2 separate regions of the Homo sapiens genome follow, and region 2 is linked to region 1. A link is an interaction called in ENCODE POLR2A ChIA-PET data of the cell type or tissue named here. Cell type or tissue: HCT116. All regions are shown on one strand. Links, peaks and the distances in the headings refer to the core of each region. The heading gives the core; the rest is flanking DNA.

The links. Peaks named below come from ENCODE experiments on the same cell type or tissue, not always from the same donor. Only the 100,000 strongest peaks of a DNase experiment are listed, where the experiment ranks them.
Region 2: POLR2A ChIA-PET joins it to region 1 with 7 read pairs; 3 of 35 experiments call an interaction of 5 or more read pairs at or near these places.

The regions. Positions count from the first base shown.
Region 1 is chr17:72,885,270-72,894,798 of GRCh38, forward strand. All of the region lies in intron 5 of SLC39A11 (solute carrier family 39 member 11), which reads right to left. Among named protein-coding and RNA genes, the nearest start is that of SLC39A11, 200 kb to the right of the region's middle. In HCT116, for the core only: no CTCF peak of the experiment used is centred there; no DNase peak of the experiment used is centred there; H3K4me3 peaks cover 517 bases; H3K27ac peaks cover 842 bases.
Region 2 is chr17:72,769,533-72,779,061 of GRCh38, forward strand. All of the region lies in intron 6 of SLC39A11 (solute carrier family 39 member 11), which reads right to left. Among named protein-coding and RNA genes, the nearest start is that of LINC00511, 130 kb to the left of the region's middle. In HCT116, for the core only: no CTCF peak of the experiment used is centred there; no DNase peak of the experiment used is centred there.

The sequences.
Region 1 (9,529 bases), core at 816-8,815:
TCTGCATACTCAACTCCAGTTTCATACTTTTGCAAATCAAGCATTGGTTCTGTGCAGCTGAGTCTATTCCAAAGCGAGTAATAATTTGATTAGTAATTTTTTACAACTCTCTAATCCTGTAGGCTACGGGCTCACCTCTTGCAATCACCTAGTTCCCACCTAGACCCATCCTGCATTCACTGAAGATTCCAGCAGCATTATTCAGGTGCCACTATTCATGTAGATAAGCCATCTGCCTCACCTCCAATGAACCTGTCCTGTGCACCATCTCAACCAACTAATCCCAAGGGCACTACTTATCAGATCTACCTCTAAAATCTCAATGGCAGGCATTCCAGGTGTTGAACCACCTGCCTGCTATATTTATTTCCAGCTCCTTTCTTGTGAACGCTGGATCCAGTTCTTTAGTACCACTGGCACCTCTGTGCCATTGGCCCAGCCACCTTTTTACTCCAACCTCCCACCTATGTCCACACTTCCCCCCTCATCAAGCAGTGGCCCTCGCTAGAGCCACCCTCTAGCAAATACCTACACATATGCCTACTTAATGCCGACTCTCCATCTATTCTGCACTTGTCGCCAAAGAGTTGAATGTAATTGGAGAGAAACCTACTGCCATGATGCATCTCCACCATTCTACTGAGACTGCTTTTGTCGGGGTCACCACTGGTGCCCATGTGGCCCAATCCAGTGCTCCCATCTCAGATCTCAGCTTGCTCATCCTTTCAGCATTTCTTTCACATGTCTAGTCAATTCCCCTCTTTTTGAACATCCCTCATTTGGCTTCCAAGAAACCTTTCTCCCCCAGTATTCCTGCATCCTCACTGGCAACACCTCTGCTCAGTTCCCTCTGCTGGATTCTGTTCCACTTCCCGATTTCCAAATGGAGGACCCTGGTGCTCGGTCCTCAGTGCTCTTCGCTCTCCTGCCTACACAGGCTCCCCTGGGCAATCTCAACCAATCTCATGACTTTCGTCATTCCCAAATTTATATCTCCAACCCCAATGTCTTCCATGAACTCCAAAGTCATGAATCCATCTGCCTACTTGACGTTACCACTTGAGTATTCAGAGGCATCTCAGACACAGAACTTTTGTTCTTCCAACCCAAACTTGTTTTTCTCCAGCCACTCCCTGTAAATCACTCAATCCCAAAGGCTAAGAATCCTCCTCCTCCTTTCTCCTTCTCTCAGAGTCCTTACCTATCCGCAAATCCCATCAGCTCAACATTCAACTCCGCCACTCTTTCTGCAGCTCAAGCTATCCTCCCCCACTACAAACGCATCCTCCAAACTGCTGATCTGGATTCCACCCTTGTCCGCCAGCTCCCAGAATCTCTTCTCCACATAGCCACCCAAACAATACTTTAGAATGTGTGTCAGCTCATGGAACTCCCCTGAATAAAACCTCCTGATGGATTCCTGTCATACTCTAATTGAGATCTGAAAGTGCTAGTGGTCCCTGCCCGCTGGAACACTTGCTGGACACCAGCCTCTTGACTGTCCCTCAAATACACCAAGCACCTACAAGCTCCAGGGCCTTCTCACGAATGCTCCCTGTGACCCGGATGCTCCTTCTGACTGGAGTGCTCCCTCCTAGGGTGCTCCCTCTGACCAGGATAATCTCTTCACACTCACTCTTGGCATTTTCTCTTTCACATCTTTCAGGTCTTTTCTCAAAACCCATCATCTTACAGGGGTCTTCCCTGACTGCCTGATCTAAAATAACAGCCCAGTCACACTTTCATCCCAGTACCCTGCTTTTCTTTTTCCCTGCAGAGCCAGATAACATTACCTTATGTATCTTTGTCTATTATCTGTCTCTTCCACTGGACTATAAAGTCCTGTGAGGGCAGGAGCTTTGTCTTTTTGGGTACACTGATGTCATCCCAGAGTTCAGGATAGCACGAATCACACACCCATCAGATGAGTGAGTGAATGAATAAATGGATCAGATAATGAATGAAGGAATGGATCAACTGGCTATCAACCGCAGTGGAAAGCTGGACCCCTGGAAAAGTCTACCTCCTCCAGTCTGTATCAGAAAGGGGCTATGCAACAGGACAGAGAAAGTGCATCGAAACTCCGTTTTCAAGCCAATGGGCTCAACCACACTAAGGAAACAGCCGCAAAGATGAGGAGCACTTCTCCCGAGGGCTCTGCCTTCTTCCCCTTTCATCTGCATCATCTTTCTTGTGCCTGTGTATGCAGTAGGTGGCTTTGAAAGGCAGAGACAAATGTCAGAATGCAACACTGCACAGTTCTTATTGCTTTCAACAGTTTCCCGTCTTCCGTCATAACGAGAACAGTCGCAGCCATGCTATAATTTTCTGTTTAGGTAACATCTTATTTGCATTCTGAAACCATGTCCTTTTTCCTATTACTGATATAAAAGATTGCTTATTTCTAATTATATTGCAGGCATTCAGGGAATTCAAAGAGCAGAAAATATGTCAGGAACAATTTACAAATTGTGGCTATTTGTGTACATGCTTGCCTGGACTCCAGCAAATTTAGAAACGAAAAAAAAAATTGCTTATTAAAGTGCCATCTCTCCTCAGCAGATCTCTGCTTCTATTTGTTCTCTCAGTCCTAACTAAATACAAACCTAAACCCTAAGTGTGAATGTGCTTGTGAAGAAAAGTACTCTTCCCCACTTCTCAATTGTTTTCAATGAGAATTTCGAAGTGATATTTTCCCCACTGCTCCCATCCTGCCTTGGAAATTCCATTTCTCTCACACTCAAGTCATTATTTCTAAAAACAAAACAACAAAAAGAAACACACATTTTTCTGTTTTTGTGATTTGAGATGTCTCAAGAGCTAGAAAATTCTTCCCAGAGTCGTATGAGTCAGTACTGAATAACTATTCCACAGATATTAGGACGAACATACTGTGCATGAGGTGGAGAACCTTCATACTCAAAATGAAACCCTGAGTCTAAACTTATTTTGTTCCACATTTTAAGCTCGAATAAATTATAAGAAGCTTGAAGATGTAAAATATGCCTTCTATTTCTTTGGTATCTTGCCACAGTGCTAAGGAAAGAACAAACATACAGAACTTTCAACGTATTAATTTTCAATCCAGGAACCTTCATAGATCTGAACAAAGCCACTCAAAAGAGCCTAAACACATGGCTCTACCTGATCCCAACAGATGGGGTTAGTGGTTGATTGTCAACAGTTGCCTGCATTTATCTCCCAAAAGGCCTTCTGGAACCTCTTCCCTGACCTAAATAGAGACGCTTCTAAACATTTTAGAAGGCATGATCTTTTCAGAGTCCCATGCAACAACATCATTTTGCCTACTCGATCAGCTCTAAGCTTATTTCATCCAAGATAAGTGTTGAGGCCAGGTGTTGTGGTTCACACCTGTAATGGCAGCACTTTGGGAGGCTGAGGAAGGAGGATCACTTGAGGCCAGGAGTTCAAGATCAGCCTGGGCAACATAGCAAGACTCCATCTCGATAAAAGATGAAAAAATTAGCCAGGCATGGTAACGTGCACCTGTAGTCTCAGCTACTTGGGAGGCTGAGGAGAGAGGATTGCTTAAGCCCATGAGTTCAAGACTGCAGTGAGCTATGATTGTGGCCCTACACTCCAATCTGTGTGGTATAGCAAGACCCTGTCTCTCAAAAAAAAAGAAAGAAAAGAAAAAACGAAAGTGTAGACAGGAGTAACTAGATACAGTTGCAGAGACATGGTGTGCAGAGGTCAAACATGTTCATAAAGAGGCCTCAGACTCAAGCAAAATTCTACTATTGCCCAAATAAACTCTGACTCTGAATACAGGGCAAATCTCTATTTGCCCATTTTAAAAGGGAGGTTCGATCAATGTGAATTTATAAACGTTTAGAGATGCAGATATGGATACCAAATATCTATTAGCCATACTTAAACCATTAATTTAGTTACAGATGTGTATTTAAAATAAAATAAAATATTATATAAAATATATTACATGGCCAGATGCAGTGGCTCACGCCTGTAATCCCAGCACTTTGGGAGGCCAAGGCAGATGGATCACCTGAGGTCAGGAGTTTGAGACCAGCCTAGCCAACATGGTGAAACCCCATCTCCAATAAAAATACAAAAATCAGCTGGGCATGGTGGCGGGCACCTGTAATCCCAGCTACTTGGAAAGCTGAGGTAGGAGAATTGCTTGAACCTGGGAGGTGGAGGTTGCAGTGAGCTGAGGTGGAGGTTGCAGTGAGCTGAGATCGTGCCACTGCACTCCAGCCTGGGTGACAGAGGGAGACTCCATCTCAAAAAAAAAAAAAATACGTTAAATAACAAATACTGCTTTTATACATTCTGACATTTCACAAAACAATTTGATTCAATCTCTGCTTCTTTGATGCTAGTGTTGTTGCATTCACAAGAAACGCTTCTTGACTTATCAATTTTCAACAGCACATAATTTTTACTTCCATCTAAATTAAGATTTGGCTGTTGCATAATCTGCATGATACTGTCACCAGTAATTTTATCCTGAGCCACAAAGACTCACTTGCACGGCAATAGTTTTTTCATTGTTTGTATTCATCCTATAGGAGTATTAGTGATTTGCACTAGGAAGCCACGTGCTGTACTGAGTAGCATGGCTTGAGTATCGTGTAAGGAGCAATGGACTCTGATCCAGTGAAGGGCTGGAAGCAAGAAAATGCATAGAGTTAGGTGGGTGAGAGATGGCACAAAACCAGAGGCAGGGCAGGCATGGTGGCTCACACCTGTAATCCCAGCACTTTGGGAGGCCGAGGGTGGCAGATCTCTTGAGATCAGGAGTTCAAAACCAGCCTGGCCAACATGGTGAAACCTGGTCTCCACTAAAAATACAAAAAAAAAATTAGCTGGGCATGGTGGCAGGTGCCTGTAATCCCAGCTACTTGGGAGGCTGAGACAGGAGTATCACTTGAACCCAGGAGGCAGAGGTTACAGTGAGCCGAGATAGCGCCACTGCACTCCAGCTTGGGTGACAGAGTGAGACTCCATCTCAAACAAACAACAACAACAACAAAAAAAAAAAAAACCACCAGAGGCAGAGGAATGCAAAAAGAGTCCGTTGGTATGGTCCCAGCAAGTTATAACTAGGGATTCAACTAGACCAGTCATAGTAGGAAGGGATTCAAGAAACATTTGTGAAGCAAAATCAGCAGGGCTTGGTAACTAAGTGGATTTGGGGGATTAGAGAAAAGGAAAAGAGAGAAATGATGCTGAGGTTCCTGGCTTGAGTGACTGAGTAGATTTGGTTCCATTCAACTCTTCTGGGTATAAGTAATAAAGGAGACAGAGAAAGCTGAACTGGGAGAAAAAAGCTATCAGGTAATGTATTCTATTTTAGACCCATTGAATACAAGTGGCTGTTGGACAGATAAGTAAGCTATCTGGCAAGAGCAGGGGGATTTCATTCTGACATTTAGGAAAGAAAGCTTGGCTGGAGAATCAATTTGGGAGCCTGAGCCCCTAAATTCTAAGTAGAACTGTGAGTCTGGGTGAGATTCCAGGAGAGAATGCCAGGAAAAAGTGGACTGCTGATGAAATGTAGGGGGATAGAAAACTAATTTAATGGATAGGCAAAGAAAGAGAAGCCCAAAGGGGGACTGGTAAGATGTCACCAGAAAGGAAGGATGAGAATGATTAAGCACTGCAAATATACTGAGAATTTCAGCAAAATCATGAGTCATGATTTTCCACTGGATTTGATGTTTAGTGGGTCGCTGATCACAAGGGGGTGGAAAGTGAAGAAATGCAAATAGCTCTCACGTACCTGTATTTTCCAAAGCTTTGTTGAAAACATAAGAAAACAAAATGGATATCAGGTTGGGGGGTGGGGGGTGGCAGGGCGGAGGGAAGACTTTTCCAGATAAAAGACATATGAGGCTGGGCTCACACCTGTAATCCCAGCACTTTGGGAGGCCAAGGTGAGTGGATCACCCGAGGTCAGGAGTTCAAGACCAGCCTGATCAACATGGTGAAACCCCATCTCTACTAAAAATACAAAATTAGCTGGGCGTGGTGGCACATGCCTGTAATCCCAGCTCCTCAGGAGGCTGAGGCACGAGAATCGCTTGAACCCGGGAGGTGATTTGGACTCTTGCTCTCCTGCCTGGACGCCCCTGCCAACCTTCTCTACCCTCTCAAAAAAACAGAGAAAATAAAGACTTGGAAGGACCTGAAGAAAATTCCTCAGATCATCCTGTTCCCCAGCTGCCTTTCCAATCTCCCACCCTCATAGCCTCCCACTTGCTGCTCCCCAGTCTGGAAGGTTCTATCCTCACTCTCTCCCCTCAGTTCATGATTCAGGTCCCTGCTCAATGCCTTTTTTGAACATCCTATCAAAAATACTCCCTGGTCACTCTCTCTCCGGCCATTACCTCGCTTTTACTTCCCTCTTTGGTTTTAAACCTACTTGGCATTATTACACATATAGATATAGATATATATTAACACACACAGATACATACATATAAGTGCATATATAATATAAAGCCAATAGAAATGATTTTATTACTATTTATTACTATTTTATATTTAAATAAAATTATTTAAAACATAATTTTAAAATTATTTTAAAAATGTAAAATAATTTTTATTATTTTAAAATTTAAAAAACTCTCCTCCACTAACTCATGAGCCTGGGGCATTACTGTTCTGTGCTATGCACTTCTGCAGCCTCAGGGCCTAGCACAGTGTCCAGCACACAGTAGGTGCTCAATAAAGATGTGCTGAATGAATACTATGAAGAGCCAAGGTAGAGATAAGACTATTTTTTTTCCCCAAGGATTGCACAGGATGAAATGAACTTCCCTAGCAATATAAGGGAAAACATTAATAATTTCTTGTCTAATTATAAAAAGTTATTAGAGGCTGGGCGCAGTGGCTCACACCTGTAATCTGGGAGGCCGAGGTGGGCAGATCACCTAAAGTCAGGAGTTTAAGACCAGCCAGGCCAACATGGTGAAACCCTGTCTCTACTAAAAGTAAAAAAAAATTAGTCAGGTGTGATGGCGCATACCTGTAATCCCAGCTATTCAAGAGGCTGAGGTAGGAGAATTGCTTGAACTCAGGAGGTGGAGGATACAGTGAGCTGAGATCACACCACTGCACTCCAGCCTGGGCAACAAAGTGAGACTCCATCTCAAAAAAAAAAAAAAAAAATCTTATTAGAGCCCAGAATAGATGTCAAAGAGAAACACAGAATCTCCTCTTGAGAGTCTTAGAAAAAAAAGATAATTATCTTTCTGGGGTAGAAAAAGAATAAAGATAAATAGATTAAATAATACTGTATGGTTCGTTTCAAATTCAAGAGTCTATTTCCCCACTGATTTGGGGTTATTTTTTGCCTGTCTTTTCCAAATGAGCAGGAGACAAAATTGAATCTCTTGGTTCCAGGGCTAAAAGATGCTATCAATTTCTGTTGATTCTAGGTGAGATAACACAACGCAGAAACAATTGGTCCACAATCCAACCAGTAAACTGGATAATAGACAATTTCTGAAGTTTTTTAGAAAGAGTGCAGTGAGAAACTGTTCAGATTTGACAGCCATTTCCCGCATAACTCCTTCCTCCAACTGACTTGTTGGATCCAAAAGACAAACTGGAGGGAGTGAGGGAAGGGAACGAATGTAGCTAGTCACTCATTGCCAGCATCCATGTATTTTCCAGGGTAGGTTCTCCAAGAGGCAATTATGTTAAATCAATCATCAGGAAATGAGGTCTTCGTAATGATAGCTATGACTTTGATTTCAAATACTGTGCCAATCAGAATGAGGGCTTTTGTTCCCTTGTCAAAAGGATCATTTATACTAAGTTCTAACTAAACAATACCCACTACCAACTTCCCTCCAAAAAGAAAAGAAAAGAAAAAGGAAAATGAAGCCCAATACTATTGAATGAAAACATATGGACCAGGGGCCGGGGCGGTGATTCACGCCTGTAATCCCAGCACTTTGGGAGGCTGAGTCAGGCAGATTGCGAGGTCAAGAGTTCAAGACCAGCCTGGCCAACATGGTGAAACCCTGTCTCTGCTAAAAATACAAAAATTAGCCAGGCGTGGTGACACATGCCTATAATCCCAGCTACTTGGGAGGCTGAGGCAGGAGAATTGCTTGAAATGGGGGGTGGAGGTTGCAGTGACCCAGGATCGTGCCACTGCACTCCAGCCTGGGCGACACAGCAAGACTGTCTCAGGGAAAAAAAATATATATATATAGATACGGACCACAGAAGCTCAATATAGCAGTGAGTTCCTTAGCTATCTATATTGTACAATTTGTTCTTTAAGTCTCATTCCTGCTAAATCACCTGAGAATCCTCATTGGAAAACCAATGCTCTTCCCGAGTCTGCAGGCCAAATTTAGGGTTAAAAAAATGGGGGGTTAGGGAGGGCCTTAATTTGCTATCAAAACCCAAAACACACAACATGAGAAAAATCAAGGTTAGAATAAGTTCAAAAGAAGATCTGGTTCTTGACCATGATAATGTCACTATTCTAATAGGGTCCTAGGAAGAAGAGGGCTAAAGACACCAAGGAGGCTGGATAAGTCCCATTGTTGGAGAGAAAGTTAGTGAGTTCTCCTAGGTGACTAAGGCACTTACCACCCCAATAAAAATATTGTTTTCCTTTTAGATATTTCCTCGATGTCTGCTATATACCAGGCCCTGTTTGTACTAAGTGCTAGGGATATACAGACAGGTGCTGTATAGTGTCTGAACCTTTAGAACCAAGCAGTGAGTGTGATCAGTATGTAAACTGATAAAGTTCAATGCAAAATAACCAATGCTCATGATAAATAGAAAATTACAGAGGGGGTTGGGCATGGTGGCTCACATCTGTAATCCCAGCACTTTGGGAGGCTGAAGTGGAAGGATCACTTGGGCCCAGGAGTTCAAGACCAGCCTGACCAACATGGTGAAACCCCATCTCTACTAAAAACACAAAAATTAGCTGTGCGTGGTGGCGCATGCCTGTAATCCCAGCTACTCTGGAGGCTGAGGCATGAGAATCACTTGAGCCCAGGAAGCGGAGGTTGCAGCACACCAGTATGGTATCACTGCACTCCAGCCTGGCAACAGAGTGAGACTCTGTCTCAAAAAAAAAAAAAAAAAAAAAAAAAAAGGCCAGGGACGGTGACTCATGCCTGTAATCGCAGCACTTTGGGAGGCTGAGGTGGGCAGATCACGAGGTCAGGAGACCATCCTGGCTAACATGGTGAAACCTCATCCCTACTAAAAAAAAAAAAAAAAAAAAATTAGCCGGGTGTGGTGGCACGCACCTGTATTTCCAGCTACTTGGGAGGCTGAGGCAGGAGAATCAATTGAACACAAGAGGTAGAGGTTGCAGTGAGCTGAGATCATGCCACTGTTCTCCAGCCTGAGCAACAGAGCAAGACCCTGTCTCAAAAAAAAAAAAAAAAAATTCTAGAGGGAACCTAGAAGGAGCCAGTACCTCAACCTGAATGAGTCAGAAACGTTTCAGAGAGGGGAATAATTAATCTAAGTATTGAATAAGACCTGGGAGGTTGCTAGG
Region 2 (9,529 bases), core at 653-8,652, 120 kb before region 1:
GATGCATCTTTTTTTTTTTTCTTCTTTTTTTGAGATGGAGTTTCGCTCTGTTGCCAGGCCAGAGTGGAGTGGCCCGATCTCGGCTCACTGCAACCTCCCCCTCCTGGGTTCAAGTGATTCTCCTGTCTCAGCCTCCCGATTAGCTGCGACTACAGGTGCGTGCCACCACACCCAGCTAATTTTTGTATTTTTAGTAGAGACAGGGTTTCACCATGTTGGCCAGGATGGTCTCAATCTTTTGACCTTGTGATCTGCCTGCCTCGGCCTCCCAAAGTGCTGGGATTACACCGAGCCTGGCCATTAGAGGCATATCTGATTGCCTCCTTTGGAAAGGCCAATCAGAAACTCAGAAAAATGCAACTGTTTGTATCTCACCTATCTGTGACCTGGAAGCTCCCCCTGGCTTCCAGTCTCCCTGCCTTTGCTTCAAGTTGTCCTGCCTTTCCAGACTGAACCAATATACCTCCTACATCTATTGATTGGCGTCTCATGTCCCCCTAAAATGTATAAAACCAAACTGTGCCCTGACCACCTTGGGCACATGTCATCAGGACTTCCTGAGGCTGTGTCACGGGCTCGTCCTCAACCTTGGCAAAATAAACTTTCTAAATTAACTGAGATCTGTCTCAGATTTTCTGGGTTCACAACCTTGAGGACATTATGCTAAGTGAAATGAGCCAGACACAAAAGAACAAATACTGTCTGATCCACTTATGTGAGGCTCCTAGAGTAGTCAATTCATAGAGGCAGAAAGTAGAATGCTGGTTTCCAGGGGGCTGGGAAGGTGAAAATGAAGTTGGTGTCTCATGGAGGTAGAGTTTCAGTTTGGGAAGATAAAAAAGTTCGGGAGCCAGATAGTGCTGATGGTTGTAGGCCCATTCCAGTGGGATGTGGCACTCCTTTTAGAGGACACTTTTGGCTCATGGGCCTCCCTTCAGCCTGACCTAATGTTCTTAGAAATCTGCTGTGATTGGCGGCTCTTCTTCCCAGGCCTCCTTCCTTCCCCCTCTCCTTTCACGGGTGTCAGACCTGCACGGCAGTCTGCCAGCTCCTGCTCCCTCCCCTTGGTCCTTCTCAGGTCTTTCTCCCAGTCAATCTCATCTCATGCAGGTCTAATCCCTTCTTGGAATCTGCTTCTCAGAGGACCTGGGCTGATAACATCACCACATAGGCCAAAAGAGCAACATGCCCAATAAATGCACTGCAAGGCAACAAGCACATTTAGAACCAGCACTATGCATTCGGAAGCACAGCAACAAACACCTTCGAATTTGTCAGGGCTTACAGTTGACAGCCCATGTTAGTCATTCAATACATGTGTAATAAGCTCCTGCTGATGGTGAACACATGCACAGCTTGCACTTCTGAGGCAGGCAGGCAGGCCTTCTCATCCACATTCTGCACACGAGTAAACCGTAGGAGGTTATTCTAGGACACACTTTGGTTATAATGAATCTTAATGATGTTAAAAAGTAATAGGCAACATCATTTAGCATTTACGACATGCCAGGTACCATTTCTATACTTTTTTTTTTTTTTATGTGCGTGTTGCTTATTTAAAAAAAATCCTGGCCAGGTGCAGCGGCTCACGCCTCTAATACTAGCACTTTGAGAGGCTGAGGCAGGCAGATCACTTGAGGTCAGGAGCTCAAGACCAGCCTGGGCAACATGGCAAGACCCCGTGTCTACTAAAAATACCAAATTAGCTGGGAGTGGCGGCGATGCCTGTAATCCCAGCTACTTGGGTGGCTGAGGTTGCAGTGAGCCGAGATCGTGCCGCTGCACTCCAGCCTGAGCTGGGCAACAGAGCGAGACCCTATCTAAAAAAAAAAAAAAAATCCTTAAACAGCCCCATATTTTAGGGAATGACGAGGAGCCATGAGCAGAGGTGTGCACTGAGAGTCACTTCGTGCCTCGTGTTCTATAGGAGCTGACCCAGAGGAGGAAATGGGGGGGTTACAGCATACCTGGCCCTCCAGGCTCACCTTGCAGGAGGAGAGCCTGCAGCTGAGAAGCTCCATGGTAGGATGGATTACCTTTAAAGTTTCCTGGGGCCATCTCTAGTTACACAGCAGGGACAAGACAGGACAATGGGTGATAAAGTGCACAGGCTCAGATTCCTAATAAAAAAAAGACTGTGCGGTAATGTGCTCATCAGCCACGCTGAGGCCAACTGCAATTGAGGATTTATAAGAAAAAACGATGTGTGATTTACAAAGAAATGATTTTTATCTTTTACATGTCAAACGATCAAGGAAAATGCAACGTCTCACATCATGCTGATTTCAAAAATAATGCAACAAACCAGTGATCGGCAAAAGAAATGGAGATGGTGTTAAAGACTTGGGGTGGGGAAGGAAGGGCAAGGCACAGAGGCTGCCCTCCCTCTTCTCTCCAAGAGGGGAGCCTCTTTCCACCACCAACCCTCCTTTTCCTGCAGAGGGTGTGGCTTTCTTCCAACTCAACCTGTCACTTCTGCTGCCTCCCTTCCATCATTGAAACAAGAAATCCAGACACTCCTCATTCTTCTAACCTGGTGATATCCCTGGGGCTCTCCCTCCTTCCCAGAGTCCTTTCCAGGCCTGGACAACAGGAGAGGCTGGCCCAACAATCCTCTGCTACAGGACTAATCTTCAGGAGGGCTGAGCAATGCCCTCCACCCCAGGAAGGGCAGTCTTTGGGGTTCCCATCTTCACGCTACAATTGTGCCTTCCTCTTCATACCTGAGCACTCTGTGCCACTGCTGGCACGTCCAACCTGTTCAAGGCCTTTGAGACTGTCCAGCCCACCAGTGACTCCAAGTTTAGCACAGTGGCGCACATCTGCACCCTTTATTTATCTCGATGTTTTATATGCATAACTCCACTTCCTCTACCAAGTCACTAAACTACTGGGGGTTGGGGCCCATGGGCCTGCCTTGGGCATCTTCTATCTCTCCGTTAATCCGGAAGCCACATAGTGAGTGCTCAGGCCCATGAGCAGAATAACTGACCCTGCTTAAGAAAATGCTGTCTGTCTCCCACCTGGCAGGAAGGAGTCAGCCAAGGAGAGTGACAGAAAGAGAAGGTAAGTGTGGAGGAGGTATAGGCTTCCTGTAGGCGTGTTCCTGTTGCATCGCTGCACACCTGCTACCCAGCTGAGGGCCTGGCTCAAACACAGCAGATGTGTGATAAATAAGTGCTGAACAAATAAAGAAATGAATGAGTGAAATGAATAGAAAGGAGGATCCAAAGATTAGAGAAGGGAGAGAGGAAAGAGAGAAATGCACAGGCTGGGCGCAGTGGCTCACGCCTGTAATCCCAGCACTTTGGGAGGCCAAGGTGGATGGATCACCTGAGGTCAGGAGTTCAAGACCAGCCTGGCCAACATGGTGAAACCCTGTCTCTACTAAAAAAATACAAAAATTAGCTGGGCATGGTGGCGAGTGCCTGTAATCCCAGCTACTCGGGAGGCTAAGGCAGGAGAATCACTTGAACTTGGGAGGTGGAGGTTGCAGTGAGCCGAGATCATGCCACTGCACTCTATCTTGGGCGACAAGAGTGAAACTCCGTCTCAAAAAAGAAAAAAGAAAGAAAGAAAGAAAAAGAAATGCACAGATATTCTTTGATCTGGAAGAGTTGGTTAGACAGGCTATGCCTTGACACAAATGAATTGTCCTGAAATTGACTTCCAGAGAGGCATGGTTTAGCCACAGCCTGGTTCACCACTCTGAAATGTATCTTCTATAGACAGGGGTGACATGGTTTGGCTGTGTCCCCACCCAAATCTCATCTTGAATTGTAGTTCCCATAATTCCCATGTGTTGTGGGAGCGACCTGGTGGAAGATAATTGAGTCATGGGGGTGGCTTCCCCCATCCAGTTCTCATGGTAGTGAATAAGTATCATGAGAGCTGATGGTTTTATAAGGGGAAACCCCTTTTTCTTGGTTCTCATTCTTCTCCTTACTGTCACCCTGTAAGAAGTGCCTTTCACCTTCTGCCATGATTGTGAGGCCTCCCCAGCCACATGGAATTGTGAGTCCATTAAACCACTTTTTCTTTATGAATTACCCAGTCTCAGGTATGTCTTTATCAGCAGCTTGAAAACAGACTAATACAGGGGAGACCATCTTACACACACACACACACACACACACACACACACACCCAGTATATAAAGGATATCAGTGTCATTGCAGTGCTTCCAAAAGCATAGGTTGGTATCAGGCTGACTATAGCTCTTGACCATTTCTATGACCATTAAAATACAACATAAATAACTTGATCTTCACTGACCTGTAGACCTAGAAAAAAATATTCAGGCTTAGCCACAGACAAGGAGGAACAGGGGCTGAAGCGCGAAACACCAACCATCTGCAGAGTTCCTGAACTGGTGGGAGCAGCCTGTCCCACAGATGAGCCTGGACTGGGAAGCATCTATGTTTCCTCTTACACCAAAGAGCAAGACATGGCATTAACGAAGCCAGACGTGCTAATGGGGGCAACTTTGAAGCCTAAAGCTGCTTGGGCTTCCAATTAACTGCCCTGGGCCTCCGTGTCTCTCTGTTTGCAAAATGGCACTGAATCACTCCTGATTTCTCCAGATAAGTAGCTGTGCTTACACTGGTGATGTGGTCCATGGAAATGTACGTGAATAATGGTGTGCTGGTATAATGGACAGCTGGAACCAGAAGCAGGGAGGAAGGCACGGAGCAGACAGGCTCATGGCCCTTGCAGGGACTCAAGGTGTGTCTAATGGGACAGTGACCACCAAACTCTCTATCTTCTGGCTGCACTGATTTATGTCTTGCTCCTGAGAAATTAATGGCTTGGGAGGGTTTGTGGCAGCTCACCTTGCCTCCCTAGAAGGGTTTGGTGACAACTTTGGGAAGTAAATGCACTAGTTTCCAAGCAACCAAATAACAGGTCTTCAGTTACAAACCCGCGCTTCATTTTACAAAACAGTAGCTCCAGAGCAGCATGTAATTAAACTGGCGAAGGCTTCACCTCCCTGGAATAACCTGAGCCCAACAGGACCCTGCTAACACCACTGTTCACCAAATAAAGGTAAACAGACTCGTCTGAAGTCATGCCTGGAGGGGGACTCTGATCTTGCATTAATTGGGCATGTCAGTTGGCCTTAAGAATTCAATCAGCCGGGCAGTGACCCAATCTACTGCTGACAAATGGGCCCCATTTGCTATTCAAAAAATTAAAAAACTTATTTGAAGAGGAAATAGTGGCTTCTAGTTAGAGCACCTCTCATCTGCCGGGATCTAGCTACATACATTTGCCATTTAGGCTAGATTGCTTTACTCTTCTTTCTAAGTCAAGGTCAAGGATACATCCCCTTTAGTCTAGGATGACTTGGAGCGCAGAGAATACCAGCTCCTTATTCCCTTCTCCTTGGCTTCATCTTCTGATTCATGCCTGTCTAACTTTCAGGCACCCATTGTCAAGGGAGTAATGGTGTCTGGCTACAAAGAAAAAAAAAAAATAAGCTCGTGGCACCCACTTCACCAGCAGAAACTCTCTGATTTGGAGGGCTGGCTAATATTGTGAGCACCCATTCCCCCAACACCTGGCCCTTTTCTTTGTTTTGCTCGCTTTCAGCAGCCCCATTTCTGGCCCCAAGACCTCCCACTGTGACACTCAGCTAACGTATCACCTTCTTCTCTATAACAGCGTCTGTGGTCCCAAGCCTAGAGCACCACTGAGGACCCCCTTGCAGCCCAGTTTCCAGGCTGCTGAGGTGCCCCACTGGCCACTGTCCTGGGGTCCAACCTTCAGGCTGGCAGCTGCATCAGCATCATCTGTGACCCTCCTCGAAACACACACCTGGATTCAGAGAAACACAATAGGGACAGGGATGTTGTATTATTTATAACAAGTAGGGCGGGTTGATTCTAGCACTGCCTCCTGGAGGCACTGGGGAGTCAGGTGCAGGGCACAACTAGACAAGGTGACTGGGCTGCAAGGTAGAGAGTAGAAAGCCGAGCTAACAAATGGTGCAACTCAGTGAGAAGATCTACATGCTCTCCTAAAGGACTGCATGCTGCGAGACAATCTTGGGGGCAACGTAGCAATCAGATTATTCAGGAGCAGCTGCAGAAAGCCAGGCTACAAGGCACTAGCTAATTTCCATGGGTGACTCTCAAGCTTCAAGACACAAGAATCACCCAGGGCTATGCTCAAGGCCAGCCTCTGCCATAAGGCATGTTTCCTGCTCTACCTGGAAGGACCAAGCAGATTCCCTTCTCTGGGGTCCAGCGATTGAAGAACCTACCACAGAGCTGGGCTGGAAATTAGGGATAAGATTTTAGCTCTTACTCTTCTGCTGCTGAGAACTTGGCCCCGGCCGGCTTCGTATCTGCACGTATTTCTGAACTATTGCAGATACTCACACAGAACTCCTCCACTGGCTCTTGTTCAGGTCCCTCTACAGCTCTGAGTTATTTCTGAAAATCTCTTTTCCAAACAGATCCCATAGAGCCTGCCACATGTTCCCTCTCCCTGGATCAGGCTGGTCCAGGAAGAATTGGGGAATACAGATGGGCAGACCCCCTGCTTGGGGGAGATGCAATTACAAACAGCAGGCCTGAGACTCTGCTTTCAAGTGCCAGATGGCGGATTGGAGGCGCCACCCCAGAAGTCTGCTCTGTGCCCACTCCAGACAGATGTTTAGATTCTGCAGGGACTCACAGGTCGTTGCCTCCATTCTTTCCCCATCCCATGACGGCACTCAATGCTTCCCAAGTGTAAACCATCCAGGATCATGCAGGGCAAGCACTGAACAAAACCAGAAGACAGCATTTAAAGTTCTTACAAACAATTTGTTACTCTCCTAATAAATTGTTTTGCCAAATATTCTATACACTTTCCAGTATTGGCCTTGAATTTTTTGCAATGCTTGACTTTATATTATTATACTTATCTGTGTTATTTTAGTTTTGCTTTTACTGAAATCTGTATCAAAATGTTGAAATACAAATTATTCTCTATATCAAAATAATTAATTTGTCTTTTAAAATTGCTTTCGTTTCATATTGACTATTTTGTTTTTAATTATGTTTGTTTATAAATAAAATACTTTGCATGGAAAAAAAAAAAAAAAAAAACAGAAGACAGGCTGTTGGTAATCCAGCTGCTAGACAGAGGAAGAGAGAGACTAGCGCTTACTGGGACATTTCTAGCGGCATTATATATATACCCGTGGTCTGGTCTGATTTCATCCTCACAACAGCATTCCAAGGATCTTATCCACTCCACTTTACAGGTAGAAAAATAGTGGTTTGGACAGCTGAAGTCACCTGCCAAAAGTAGCAGCTGGTCCACAGTAAATCGAATCCCCACCCCTCACCAAGTCCCCTCCTGCCTTAACCGGAGCAGTCACTGGGGGCCCTAGCTTTGAAGCTGACTTTCGCAGTTCATGGCTAAATGACCTCTCTCAACTTCACTTTTTTCATCTCATAAGAGGGGGCCATATGATCTGCCTACCTTCCTGGGGGGCCGTGAGGATTGGCTGAGGTCAAGGGTGGGCCTGCTTCGTAAACTGCACTGTTATCATTGGGATCTGGGACGGAGCCTGAATAAACGTATTCACACTCGGGCTTTAGTGTTTAATAAGACTTAAAACAACAATAACAAATCCCTATCGAACTATGTGCATTTTAAGAGGGGACAAAGCTCTAAACCAAAAAAAGGGCATTATGATCATAGCTTCAGGTCTCATTTAGCCTGCCAGGTCAAAGGGGACTGGGGCAGGAAGGGAGTTACCTATTTAATAGGAACTCTTCTCAGAAAATTGTAAATCATGCCAGGGAATAGTATACTGGGTTGACCAGTATCCCCCCAAAATCCATGTCTACTCAAACCTCAGAACATGACCTTATTTGGAAATAAGGTCTTTACAGATGTAAACAGTCAAGATGAGGTCATACTGGATTAGGGTGGGTCCCCAATCCAATGACGAGTGTCCCTATAAAAAACGAAAACCGAAACCCAGAGACATACAGATACAGAGGGGAGAAGTACATGTGAAGATGGAGGTGGCATGGGAACGATGCATCTACAAGCTAAGTTACACCAAGAATTATTGGTAACTCTAGGAAACTAGGAGAGGCCAAGAAAGGTCTTCTCTAGAGCCTTCAGGAGAAGCATGGCCCTGTGGACACCCTGACTTCAGGCTTCTAGATTATTCCAGAACTGTGAGAGAATACATTTCTGTTGTGTTTAAGTCACTGAGTTTGTGGTACTTTGTTATGGCAGCCCCAGGAAATGAATAAACATAGTAATGGAAGATTCTGAGACAGGCACTATGCTTTACGTACACTGTGTGTATGTATGTATGTATGTATATATGTATGTATGTATGTATGTATGTATGTACGTACATACTTACTTACTTATTTGAGACAGAGCCTTGCTCTGTCATCCGGGCTGGAGTGCAGTGGTGCGATGTCGGCTCACTGCAACCTCCACCTCCCAGGCTCAAGTGATTCTTCTGCCTCAGCCTCCTGAATAGCTGGGATTACAGGTGCCTGCCACCAAGCCTGGTTAATTTTTGTATTTTTAGTGGAGATGGGGTTTCACCATGTTGGCCACACTGGTCTTGAACTCCTGACCTCAGGTAATCCACCCGCTTCAGCCTCCCAAAGTGCTGGGATTACAGGCATGAGCCACCAGGCCTGGCCCATTGTCTCATTTATCCCATGGGGGAAGCAGTATTAGAACCATCATTTCACAGAGAAGACCACAGAGGCTCAGCTCCGCAGAGGCAGCAGCAGGATTCATGCTCTGATCAGGAGGCCCCGGTCTCAGCCCCTGGACCACACTGCCACGCAGGACTGCCTCTGCCCTCTCCTGTTCGGCCGGCACAATCAGGGGAGCCAGCTAGTCTAATTCGTGTGGCTTTTTCCTACAGTGAAGGGTTCACCCTTAAGCACTGATATTTTCCTTCATTTTCAAAGAAGTTGTTTTCAAAGGCAATACTCATTTTCCTGCTTCCTTAATTTAATTTCTGTATTGATGACTCAGAAGCATTTCAGAAACATTAATTACTGTGTGACAACACAAAATGATGATGGCCTGAGACATCTTGAGCTAGGAGGGGATGTCAGGGCTTTCATTAGAGCCACCACCAGCTGCTCTGTCCACGGTAGTGGCGTCTCTATGGATGACATATGGTCATTGATTTTATGTCTGATTCACTGTCATCACGGCGTCTGCTTTGCTATCTCTTAGTTGTCCCTACGCTGAGCAAGACCTTTTCCCTTCCACATTACATTTGGTTTTTCTCCCCTAATCTAATAAAGGTTGGGGAAGTAGATAACCAAATTTCTTAGAATTCGGCAGAGACTCAGAATAAACAGTATTCTGGACTGTTAAGGAGTTCTTTTATGGATCCAGTCCATGTGCTATAGGGCATTGAGTTTTCTGGTTTCTCTTCTCCCCTACATCCCTGTCAGCCCAGCTGCATTCACAACACAAGAGCTTTTACCATCCTGCCCTGATCCTGCCGAACTGAAGAACACCCACTTTTTGGGGCAAG